2 separate regions of the Homo sapiens genome follow, and region 2 is linked to region 1. A link is an interaction called in ENCODE POLR2A ChIA-PET data of the cell type or tissue named here. Cell type or tissue: B cell. All regions are shown on one strand. Each heading gives the region's core, and the rest is flanking DNA. Links, peaks and the distances in the headings are about the cores only. Region 1 overlaps YAF2 (YY1 associated factor 2). Region 2 overlaps LRRK2 (leucine rich repeat kinase 2).

Region 1 (5,507 bases), core at 244-5,243:
ATTCACATATGCCATGATTAGACTGTATTTGTCAGATATGATATTCACCAATTTGGGGATCCCTATGTATCTTTCATAGATAGCCCAAATAGAAGGTATAAGTTTTGCAGTCTGTTGATTTACTATAATGTAAGAAAAGGGGGAACATTTTATTACGCATTAGGACAAAATATTTTTGGAGCTGGCTGACCTTCTGTGTGAGCAGGAGGTCAATACATGTTGGCTTCATATATGCAATTTTCAACTACGGTCTGCCTTCCACCCCCACTGACAAAAATCCCATGTGCTAAATATTAGAGGAATAATATTTTCAGCTTGATCAACTTCATCATAATTTAGCTTTGTCATGTTGGACAGGTAAGATGAAAGAAAGGAAAGAAAGAAAAAGAGTATTAAAAACAATGACATTCTTTACTAAAAAGAGGCAGCATAACTCAAATTTCAAAAGAAGTAATCTGCTTAGTAACACCAAAATATATGGTAAATTGAAGCGATATGGTAAATCTCATCAAAAAAAAAAGGCTGGACTAAATCCATACATATTGTGAATCTGTTGATACTCTGGCTAACAAACGCCCAAAAATCTAACCTAGGAAAGATTTTATAAAAAACCACCTGTTTACAACCAAGCGTGGTGGCTCACACCTGTAATCCCAGCACTTTGGGAGGCCAAGGCAGGCAGATCATTTGAGTCCAGGAGTTCGAGGCCAGCCTGGGCAACATAGTGAAAACCCATCTCTACAAAAAAAATACAGAAATTGGCCAGTAAAGGTACGCGCCTGTAGGAGGCTGAGGTGGAAAAATCGCTTGAGCCCAGGAGGTGGAGGTTGCAGTGAGCCACGATCACACCACTGCATTCCACCCTGGGTGACAGAGTGAGACCCTGTCTTCTGGAACAAAAAAAAAAAAAAAAAAGAAAAGAAACTACTTGTTTGATAAATTTTATTGCACATTTACATGTGTCAGGCACTAGGTAAGGAGATTAACCATGAACAAGACAAACATAGGCCCTGCCCTCATGCGCTAAAAATTAAAAACAAAAAAACTGTGTGTTGTGATAGAGAAAACAGGAGGAGGAGTTATTATAGACAGAGAGGAAATAACTTCTGTCCATGTTTAAATGGTCAGTATACCAGGAGAAACAGGTATCACAATGGACCCTTTTAATAAGAGAACAATGAAACGACTTCATTAAGCATTTTATTAAGACTTTAAAAGAGAGTAAACCCAATTTCTTATTCTATAATAACTTGGTTTTAAAGTTATCTACACCTCGAATGGCCAAAAGGTTTTTGTTTTTGTTTTTGTTTTTGTTTTGAGATTGAGCCTAGCTCTGTCGCCCAGGCTGGAGTGCAGTGGCGTGATCTCAGGTCACTGCAAGCTCTGCCTCCTGGGTTCACGCCATTCTCCTGCCTCAGCCTCCCAAGCAGCTGGGACTACAAGTGCCTGCCACCATGCCCGGCTAATTTTTTTTTATTTTTTATTTTTAATAGAGACGGGGTTTCACTGTGTTAGCTAGGATGGTCTCGATCTCCTGACCTCATGATCTGCCCGCCTCAGCCTCCCAAAGTGCTGGGATTACAGATGTGAGCTGCTGCGCCCGGCCAGGTTTTTTTTTTTTTTTTTTTTTTTAATGTAACTAACTCCTCATCAACTGTCATGCCTAATCCTATGAACATTCATCTTGTAAGTACTGATTCTTGGTTTTAAATTCTATCTATATCTATCTATCTATCTATCTGTCTATATCTATATCTATCTATCTATGAATGAGACGGAGTCTCACACTGTCACCCAGGCTGGAGTGCGGTGGCGTGATCTTGGCTCAATGCAACCTCCAGCCTCCTAGCTTCAAGCGATTCTCCTACCTCAGCCTCCCGAGTAGCTGGGATTACAAGCGTGTGCCACCATGCCTGGCTAATTTTTTATATTTTTAGGGGGTTTCACCATGTTGGCCAGGCTGGTCTTGAACGCCCAACCTCAGGTGATCCGCCTGTCTTGGCCTCCCAAAGTGCTGGGATTACAGGCATGAGCCATTGCGCCTGGCCTCAAATACATTTCTAATAGGTTTTAGCTTTTCTTTACTTCTACCACTTCTTGGACTTGTATCATAGGATGCTTTACTTTTGAAACCCTTGACAACTCATAATTTCTTGAAGAGACAGACATTCTCTCTGCTTCAGAATTACCATTTTCATTTGTAGATGAGGTACACATACCTACCTTTAGCATCTGTCCACTAACGAACTATCTCAAGTAAATTTTTGTGTCAAATATAGAAGATAAAGAATGTTTTCACATGTCTTTAAAGCAAAACAAGATGCTCCAAGTTCTTTTTGCAAAATATTGCATGATAAAATCCTTTCTGTTGAATGACTACTTATATGAGAAATCATATATACTTTTTGTGCTCAGAAATATTTGTTCACTTATCAATTACTGAGTTTGAGAAAAATGAACAAGGATATTGTCATCTGAAGACTCATGGTCTGAGATTTCCCTTATATGGTCAATTTCAACATCACTACAATTTTGGATGCCACTATCACTGGCTTTACACCATCCCCTGATTCATCTAGTAACTGTGAAACATCTTGTAAATCTTCCTGTCATTAGGAGCAGAAAATGAAAAATTCTGAATTCTCAAATGTGTTCAATGAAAGTTAAAAAAAAAAAAAAGGAGGGCAAAGACTACAAAAATACTGTCTCTACACTTTTGTACTTTCTGGGAAGATGATAAAACACTGGATTTTTTTTTCAAAATTGCACTATCCTTCTAGATGATGCCACCATTTTTCTGTTTTCTTATTATTTTGGTCTCTTTTTAATACAGTTGGAAATAACTAAGTAGTAAAGATAAAATAGTTCCTAGGAACAGAAAACCAAACACTGCATGTTCTCATTCATAAGTAGGAGCTAAACAATGAGAACACATGGACACAGGGAGGGGATCATCACACACCGGGGCCTGTTGGGGAGTGGGGGGAAAGGGGAGGGAGAGTATTAGGACAAATACCTAATGCATGCGGGGTTTAAAACCTAGATGACGGGTTGACAGTTACAGCAAACCACCATGACACATGTCTATCTATGTAACAAACCTGCATGTTCTGCACATGTATCCCAGAACTTACAGTAAAATAAAAATAAATAAAATAGTTCCTAGGATGTAATAGCAAACTATCTCAAGATATAGGAAAAAATCAAATAACTAAGATCCCGTTATATATGACAGAAATATAAAAGGGACCAAAAGGTCCATATGGTAATTTCAAAAAATAAATGTTCTCCTTCTTTGAAGACCTCAAGGAAAGAACAAAACATAAAGTATCAAATCTATAGGTAGAACCACTTGAAAAAGGACTCAAAAACTAAAATTGGGTCCAACTTAAGAAAAATCATTTGTGTATCTACATATTAAAACAATACACATATCCTGTAACTAATTATTTAAATATTACTGTATTAGAATTACCATTTTTGGTTCTTAGCTCAATGTTGAAAAATATAAATAGCACACAACAGAAATTCAATAAACGAAAAGCTGTTGAAAATTTCTGGCCAGGCTCGGTGGCTCACATCTATAATCCCAGCACTTTGGGAGGCCAACGCGGGCAGACTGCTTGGGCCCAGGAGTTTGAGACCAGCCTGGGCAACATGGCAAAACCCTGTCTCTATAAAGTTACTCAGGAGTGGTGACGCAGGCACATGCCTATAGTCCCAGCTACAGTCCAGGACAGTCAAGTCATCGTCTGGCTTTGTTTCCATACCTCGAGCTCTGACTGCATCCCAAGATTACTGGGTAAGCCAAATAAAATAATGAATGTTAAAAATGTATATACTGTAAGTTATAAAATACTTTAAGTAATATTTATGAATAATATACAAATATATCTTGATGGCATAATATTTTTAAATCTAGGATTCTGTTACACTTTTGTCTCACATAACTCCCACAACATTCCTGACAAACTTTCCCATCACGTCTATCTCAAGAAAAGAAAGACAGCATTTTTTTTTTTTTTTTTTTTGAAATGGAGCTTCGCTTTTGTTGCCCGGGCTGGAGTGCAATGGCGCACTCTCAGCTCACTGCAACCTCCGCCTTGTGGGTTCAAGTGATTCTCCTGCCTCAGCCTCTCTAGTAGCTGGGATTACAAGTGTGCACCACCATGCCCAGCTAATTTTTTTTGTATTTTTAGTAGAAACGGGGTTTCACCATGTTGGTTAGGCTCGTCTTGAACTCCTGACCTCAAGTGATCCACCTGCCTCGGCCTACCAAAGTGCTGGGATTATAGATGTGAGCCACCATGCCTGGCCGAAAGACAGAAATTTTATGTCATAAAATTTAAGCAGGGTGATTCAGTTTGAAGAGGCTTGGCTTCTTCCTTAAATTCTTTTCGGAAAAATGATTATCTTACATTGCACAAAATAAAGACTCTAACCTGGTATTTAGCTATTGTCCCCAAAACTATCAAAATCCTTTTTATACACAATTTCTCCTTTAAAAAAACAAGAACACTCCATTCACAGGAACAAGCCACTGTTCTCAAAGTAGTTACAGTAAGCAGAATCTACTATACAAACTCTAGATCTAAGGGCATATTTGCACATTTACATGTCATTTGGTTGAGATGGCCTGCCTAAATATTTTTTAAAAACTTAAAATTTTCTAATTAAATTTATAATTAGTATTAATATTTTAATTTACTAAGTTTAAAAACTCACAATTACCTTTTAAAATGTTGTAAATATTGTGGGGCTCATACCACCCCTCCCATCATAAGAACACTATACTCCTTTCACAGACATAGAAATATACTGAAGTCTCTCCCATCTAGAAGGAAAAAACTCCTCCCTTAATCCCTTGTTTACTTGCTCTTCCTTTCTCCTCTTCCAGTATTTTGAAAATGTCTGCTATTCTCTCAGTTGTGTCCTTGTCTTCACTTCTACCTTTCCAAACCTCTTTCCTATCCACTAAAGAAACCATACTAAGGTCACCAAGTATGCCAAAACCAAAAGACAGCTTTCAGTCCTCATCTTATTTGACTTCTGTGTATCATGACATTATTTAACATTCTCCTGCACCATAGCTACAAAGGTTCTACTTTCTTATTCCTCTTCCTACCTTCTCCAGTAAGTAGGTCCTTCTCAGTCATCTTATATCTAAACTGGCTCCTCTTAGAACTTCCTCTTCCAGCCCCTTTAATGTTGAGGTTACTTCATGCTGTTCTTAATCTCTTCTCTTTAATTTTTCTTTTCTTTTTTTTCGGAGACATAGTCTCACTGTCCCCCAGGCTGGAGTGCATTGGCACAATCTCAGCTCACTGCAGCCTCTGCCTCCTGGGCTCAAGCAATCCTCCCCTCTCAGCCTCCCAAGTAGCTAGGACTACAGGCATGCCCCACCACACCGGGCTAATTTTTGTATTTTTTGTAGAGACAGGTTTCACCATGTTGCCCAGGCTGGTCTCAAACTCCTGGACTCAAGAGATCCACCTGCCTCAGCCTCC
Region 2 (5,237 bases), core at 1-5,000, 1.9 Mb before region 1:
CAAACCAAGAAAAGATGGAGGCATAATAAAGATGCTGTTCTTTTAAGACTCAAAGTCGGAATTTTGCCTGTGGAATATGAGTCACTTTTTGGGCACTGGCCTATTGTGCTTCCTGCTCTGCACCCACGTCATCCCTTCTTACTTGTCTCTGCTTTGGTGTTCAGAAGTGCCTGATTCTGGCCACCTTCATTCCCTAGACTCTGTACTTGATAGAGTCACTCCTGCTTGATACTGCTCAGGACAGTCAGATCCTGGGTAGGCGTTTTGGTCTGCAGGGTCTAGATAAGGCAGTGCTATACTTGACAACCCAGGGGAGCCTGGAACATACTTCCTAATTCTTAATTTTAGAAATTGCCCAAGCCTGAGCATACTTGTCCGGAGTAGTTATGAGTGTCACTTAGTATTTCTGCCTAGAGAGTACCAGAGGCAAAGTATGCTGGAAAATAAGGAAGAGTTTTTTTAAAAGTAATTAATTACTTTTTTGGATATATCATAGTTGTATATATTTTGGGGATACATATGCTATTTGATACATGTATACAATGTGTAATGTTCAAATCAGGGTAACTGGAATATCCGTCACCTCGAACATTTTTCTTTGTGTTGGCAACGTTGCAATTTCTTTCTTCTAGCTATTTTAAAATATGCAATGAATTATTAACCATAATTTCCCTGCTATACTATTAAATATTAACTTAATTGCTTGTATCTAATTATATTTTTGTACACATTAACCACCTTCTCTTTATCCCTCCCCATCCTTTCATTTCCAGTCTCTGGTAACCACCATTCTACTCTCTTCCTCCATGAGATCCACCTTTTCCGCTCCTACATATGAGTGAGATTATGCAATATTTTATTTCTGTACCTGGCTTATTTAATTTAACCTAATGACCTCCAGTCCCACCCATGCTGTTGCAAATGACAGGATTTCATTTTTTATGACTGAATAATATTCCATTGTGTATGTATACCACATTTTCTTTTATTTTTAGTTAAGTAATTAATTTAGAGACAGGGTCTCACTCTGTTGCCCAGACTGGAGAGCAGTGGTGTGATCAAAGCTCACTGCAGGCCTGCAATCCTGGGCTGAAGTAGTCCTCCTGCCTCAGCCTCCCAGGTAGCTAGGACTATAAGCATGTGCCACCATGCTCAGCTAATTTTTTTTTCTTTTTTTACTTTTTGTAGAGATGGAGTCTTGCTATGTTGCCCAGGTTAGTTTCAAACTCCTGACCTCAAGTAATCCTCCTGCCTCGGCCTCCATATTTTCTTTGTTAATCTGTTGATAGACATATAAGGTGATTCTGTATTTTAACTATTGTGAACAGGGCTGCAATAAACATGGGAGTTCAGATATATCTTTGATATACTGATGTTCTTTTTTTGGATATATACCCAGCGATGAGATTACTGGATCATATGAAAATTCTCTTTTTAGTTTTTTAAGATACCTCCATACTGTGTTTCATCATGGCTGTGCTACTTTATATTCCCATCAGCAGTGTACCACCATTCCCCTTTTTCTGCATCCTTACCAGCATTTGTTATTTTTTGTCTTTTTGATAATAGCCATTCTGCCTGTGGTGAGATAATATCTCATTATGGTTTTGATTTGCCTCTCCCTAATGATTAGTGAAGTTTAGGATTTTTTTTTCATGTACCTGTTAGCCATTTGTCTGTCTTCTTTTGAGAAATGTCTATTTGGATCTTTTGTCCATTTAAAAATAAGACTTTTTTTTTTTTTTTTTTTTTTGCTAATTGAGTTTTTTTAGTTCCTTATGTATTCTGGTTGTTAATCTTTTGTTGAATGGATATTTTGCAAATATTTTCTCCCTTTCTTTATGTTGTCTCTTCACTTTGTTAATTATTTTCTTTGTTGTGCAGAAGCTTTTTAGCTTGATATAATCCCATTTGCCTATTTTTGTTGTAATTGCCTGTGCTTTTGAGGTCCTACCCCAAAAATCATTGCACAGACCAATGTCCTGTAGCATTTCCCCAGTGTTTTCTTCTAGTAGTTGCATATTTTCAGGTCTGAGATGTAAGTCTTTAATCCATTTTGAAATGATTTGTGTATATGGTGAAAGCTGTGGATCTAGTTTCCTTCTTTTGCACAGCCAATATTTGATTCTCACTGAAATCTCACTGCCCTCCTGGAAATATTACCGGATGTTTTACTGTCATAGCGAAGTGAGAGTAAGCTGCTCACTGAGGATCAAAGAGCTTGTGACAGACCTAAGACTCAAGTCTTCTCACACCTTCAAAATCTCTTTCCATCATACAATCTACTAGCTGCTGAATTCGCAAGCTTTTTGTGCAAGCTAGTAAAAAGCAAAATGGTTTGATACAAATACTGTGGCCATGCTAGGTACAATGACATCAATTTAAATTATCATTGGTCTTAACAAGGGGATGTAGAAAGGGGTCTCCTACTGACATTTTAATACTCACTTAAAAGTAGTATTTTTCCTTCAGATTTCTTTATATTATTAGTATAATTACTGTAAGTATCCTTTACTGCTTTATATGTTGAATTAGCTGGAAGTGCCAAAAGAAAAACTCTTAATGATAAATTTAAGGTATTAAGGTAAATTTCTCCTTCATTTAATTTAATAGTAATTCTTAATTACTATTTAAAATAAAGATTAAGGTTTGTTTCTAGATGCCATTTAACATGATATTCCAGACTGCCAGTTTTATTTTCAAAGTTTGTTTCATATTTTATTAATGTTTCTTCATAAATGACAGTCTTTAGAAAATTGACGGTTAAGCTAGGTGCTTTATATTTTTCTTTTCCTGCCTATCTTTTCACTGTGCTCCTAAATTTTACATCTCTTTATTCTCAAGGGTTCAACCTTTGAAGAAGGGGAGCAAAATAAATGAAAGTGGCTAAAATTTTTTCTTTAACCCCTAGACTCTTTCCTGTTGTGCATTAATTACATGCTTGAGTTTTTAGAATAATTATAATAAAGTAAAACTACCAATTTAATTGTATTGTAACTGTGCAAGATGGGAACCTTCTCTCTTAGAGAGATAAGCTTTTAATTGAATAGATTAATGGATCAATTGTTACCTCTGCTTTGCTGCCAGAGATTCTATTTAATCACAGAAGTTCCATGTAGTGCTGGAGAGCTCAGTTGCCTGAATCTTTTTGCAAAGCGTTTACTGATACTGTTGCTTCACCAACCAAAACAAACAGGTTTTTTCCTTGAGTCAGCTTTGTAGGTACAGAGATGAGTTTGGCATCCTATGTGACTTTTTTTTTTTTTTTTTTTTTTTTTTTTACCACCAGAAGCTGTTCAGAATGTTATTTTCTTAAATAGTTCGGAAAAAAGTCTTGATGTATTCTATGAAAGCACAAAAATAGTCAGTTTCTATGACAGCTGGATTGTCAACGTCTGTTCAGCTTACGTGGAGGAGGATGTCCTACTTGAGTAGTATAGGTAGAAATAGCTATCAGAAATTGCCGCCTTTGAAAGCAATTTGAAATTATGTAAAAGGAAGTAATGACAAAATAAAGCAATTTATGTTTAATCTGGAAAAGATCCAAAAGTAATATTGTAAAGAGATCTTGAGTAATCATTTTTATCTTCCTAAAATAGCCGTTGTTTACTCCCGTAAGCGAGTAAGAAACTTGTGCCATTATTCCTTATTGGGTGCATATAGATTTCTCACCTTGTCATTCAACTCCTTGCAATATTCAACTTTACTTATGCATCCAGCCTTATCCCAAAATAGCCTCTTCCCTGTAGCAGCTTCCTTATCATGTAGCAGCCTACTCTCCTCACCGCTCATCCGTTCTTATACAATCTGGCTTAAGCTCTACCTCTTCATATTATATTCTTCTCTGAGTAATTTCAACTCACACTGAGTCTTACTTTCAGTATTTCTATTATATTGGTATTTATTACACATCACACTTAGATACTTTTCCATTAGTCTCTAGAGGGTACATATATGCACTTTCTCTTTTTTTTTTTTTTTTTGACCATGTCAAGTATAGTTCTATAGTATAATAGAATGAATTGGAGATCCTTTACATTTAGAGAGGGAGGAGTCTACAGTAGGAAGAATAGGTTAATTTTCATCTCCGGTTTGAAATCAGGACTTTCAATTTTTTTTTCAGAGGTAAAGAGCAACTTAGTCAAGTTGGCATCTTGTAAACAGACTGAGTGAAGATATACTTAAAATGCATCTATAATTTCATATTTTATTTCGAAATGTGAAAGAGCCTACTAGGGGTGTCTGTGATCTCTAGACCTTATCAATTCATTCTAGAGAAATCTGGAGGGAGCCATTGAGGAGTTCTACCTCCTGTCTATTTTATAGAGCTCTTTCTCTTTTTCTCCTATCAGATGTAGATTCAATTGCTAAAAATGCCACGTTTCTTGCCTCTATTATTCTAGCTTCATTACTTGGGGAGCAGCCATTCTGATAACTTACATTTTGCTACTAAAATCTCCAACTTCACCTAATCCTTCATTATAAGCCACTTCATTTTTTCCTATAATTAAAATTTTAAATATGTGGAGGAAATTCTGTCAGGTAGATATGACTTAAAACCTACTAAGGGCCAGGTGCAGAGGCTCACGCCTGTAATCCCAGCACTTTGAGAGGCCAAGTCAGGAGGATTGCTTGAGCCCAGGAGCTTGAGACCAGCCTGGGCAACAGAGCGAGACCCCTGTCTTCACAAAAAAAAAAAAAAAAAAATTAGCTGGGTGTGGTGGCACATACCTGTAGTCCCAGCTACTTGGGAGGCTGAAGTGGGTGGATCACCTAAGGACAGGAGTTCTAGGCTGCAGTGATCTATGATTGCACCATTGCACTCCAGCCTGGGTGACAGAGTGAGACCCTATCTCAAAAACAAAAACAAAACCAAAAAAAAAAAAAAAACAAGAAAAAAAAAGTACTAAGGATCTGGTATAGCCATTCTTGCACTTAATAATCTTGGTACAACCTCTAAAACTATTTTTTATAGTTTATTTTATTTTGCCTTATTTAGACAATTGGCATGTCTATGTTCTTCATAATTTAGAAATTATATGTATTTATATATATAAATTATATATATTATATATTATGTATAAATTAAATTATATATATATATAATATATATATATTTGAAATGGATTCTTGCTCTGTCATCCAGGCTAGAGTGCAGTGGCACAATCTTGGCTCACTGCACCCTCTGCCTCCTGGGTTCAAGCGATTCTCCTTCCTCAGCCTCCCGAGTAGCTGAG

The links. Peaks named below come from ENCODE experiments on the same cell type or tissue, not always from the same donor. Only the 100,000 strongest peaks of a DNase experiment are listed, where the experiment ranks them.
Region 2: POLR2A ChIA-PET joins it to region 1 with 12 read pairs; 2 of 35 experiments call an interaction of 5 or more read pairs at or near these places.

The regions. Positions count from the first base shown.
Region 1 is chr12:42,164,165-42,169,671 of GRCh38, forward strand. The region is part of intron 2 of YAF2 (YY1 associated factor 2); the gene reads right to left. Among named protein-coding and RNA genes, the nearest start is that of GXYLT1, 22 kb to the left of the region's middle. RefSeq lists a silencer at 5,030-5,230. In B cell, for the core only: no CTCF peak of the experiment used is centred there; no DNase peak of the experiment used is centred there.
Region 2 is chr12:40,226,703-40,231,939 of GRCh38, forward strand. All of the region lies in intron 2 of LRRK2 (leucine rich repeat kinase 2), which reads left to right. Among named protein-coding and RNA genes, the nearest start is that of LRRK2, 4.3 kb to the left of the region's middle. In B cell, for the core only: no CTCF peak of the experiment used is centred there; DNase peaks (open chromatin) are centred at 199, 2,149, 3,409, 3,694 and 1 weaker place; H3K4me3 peaks cover 3,929 bases; H3K27ac peaks cover 4,994 bases.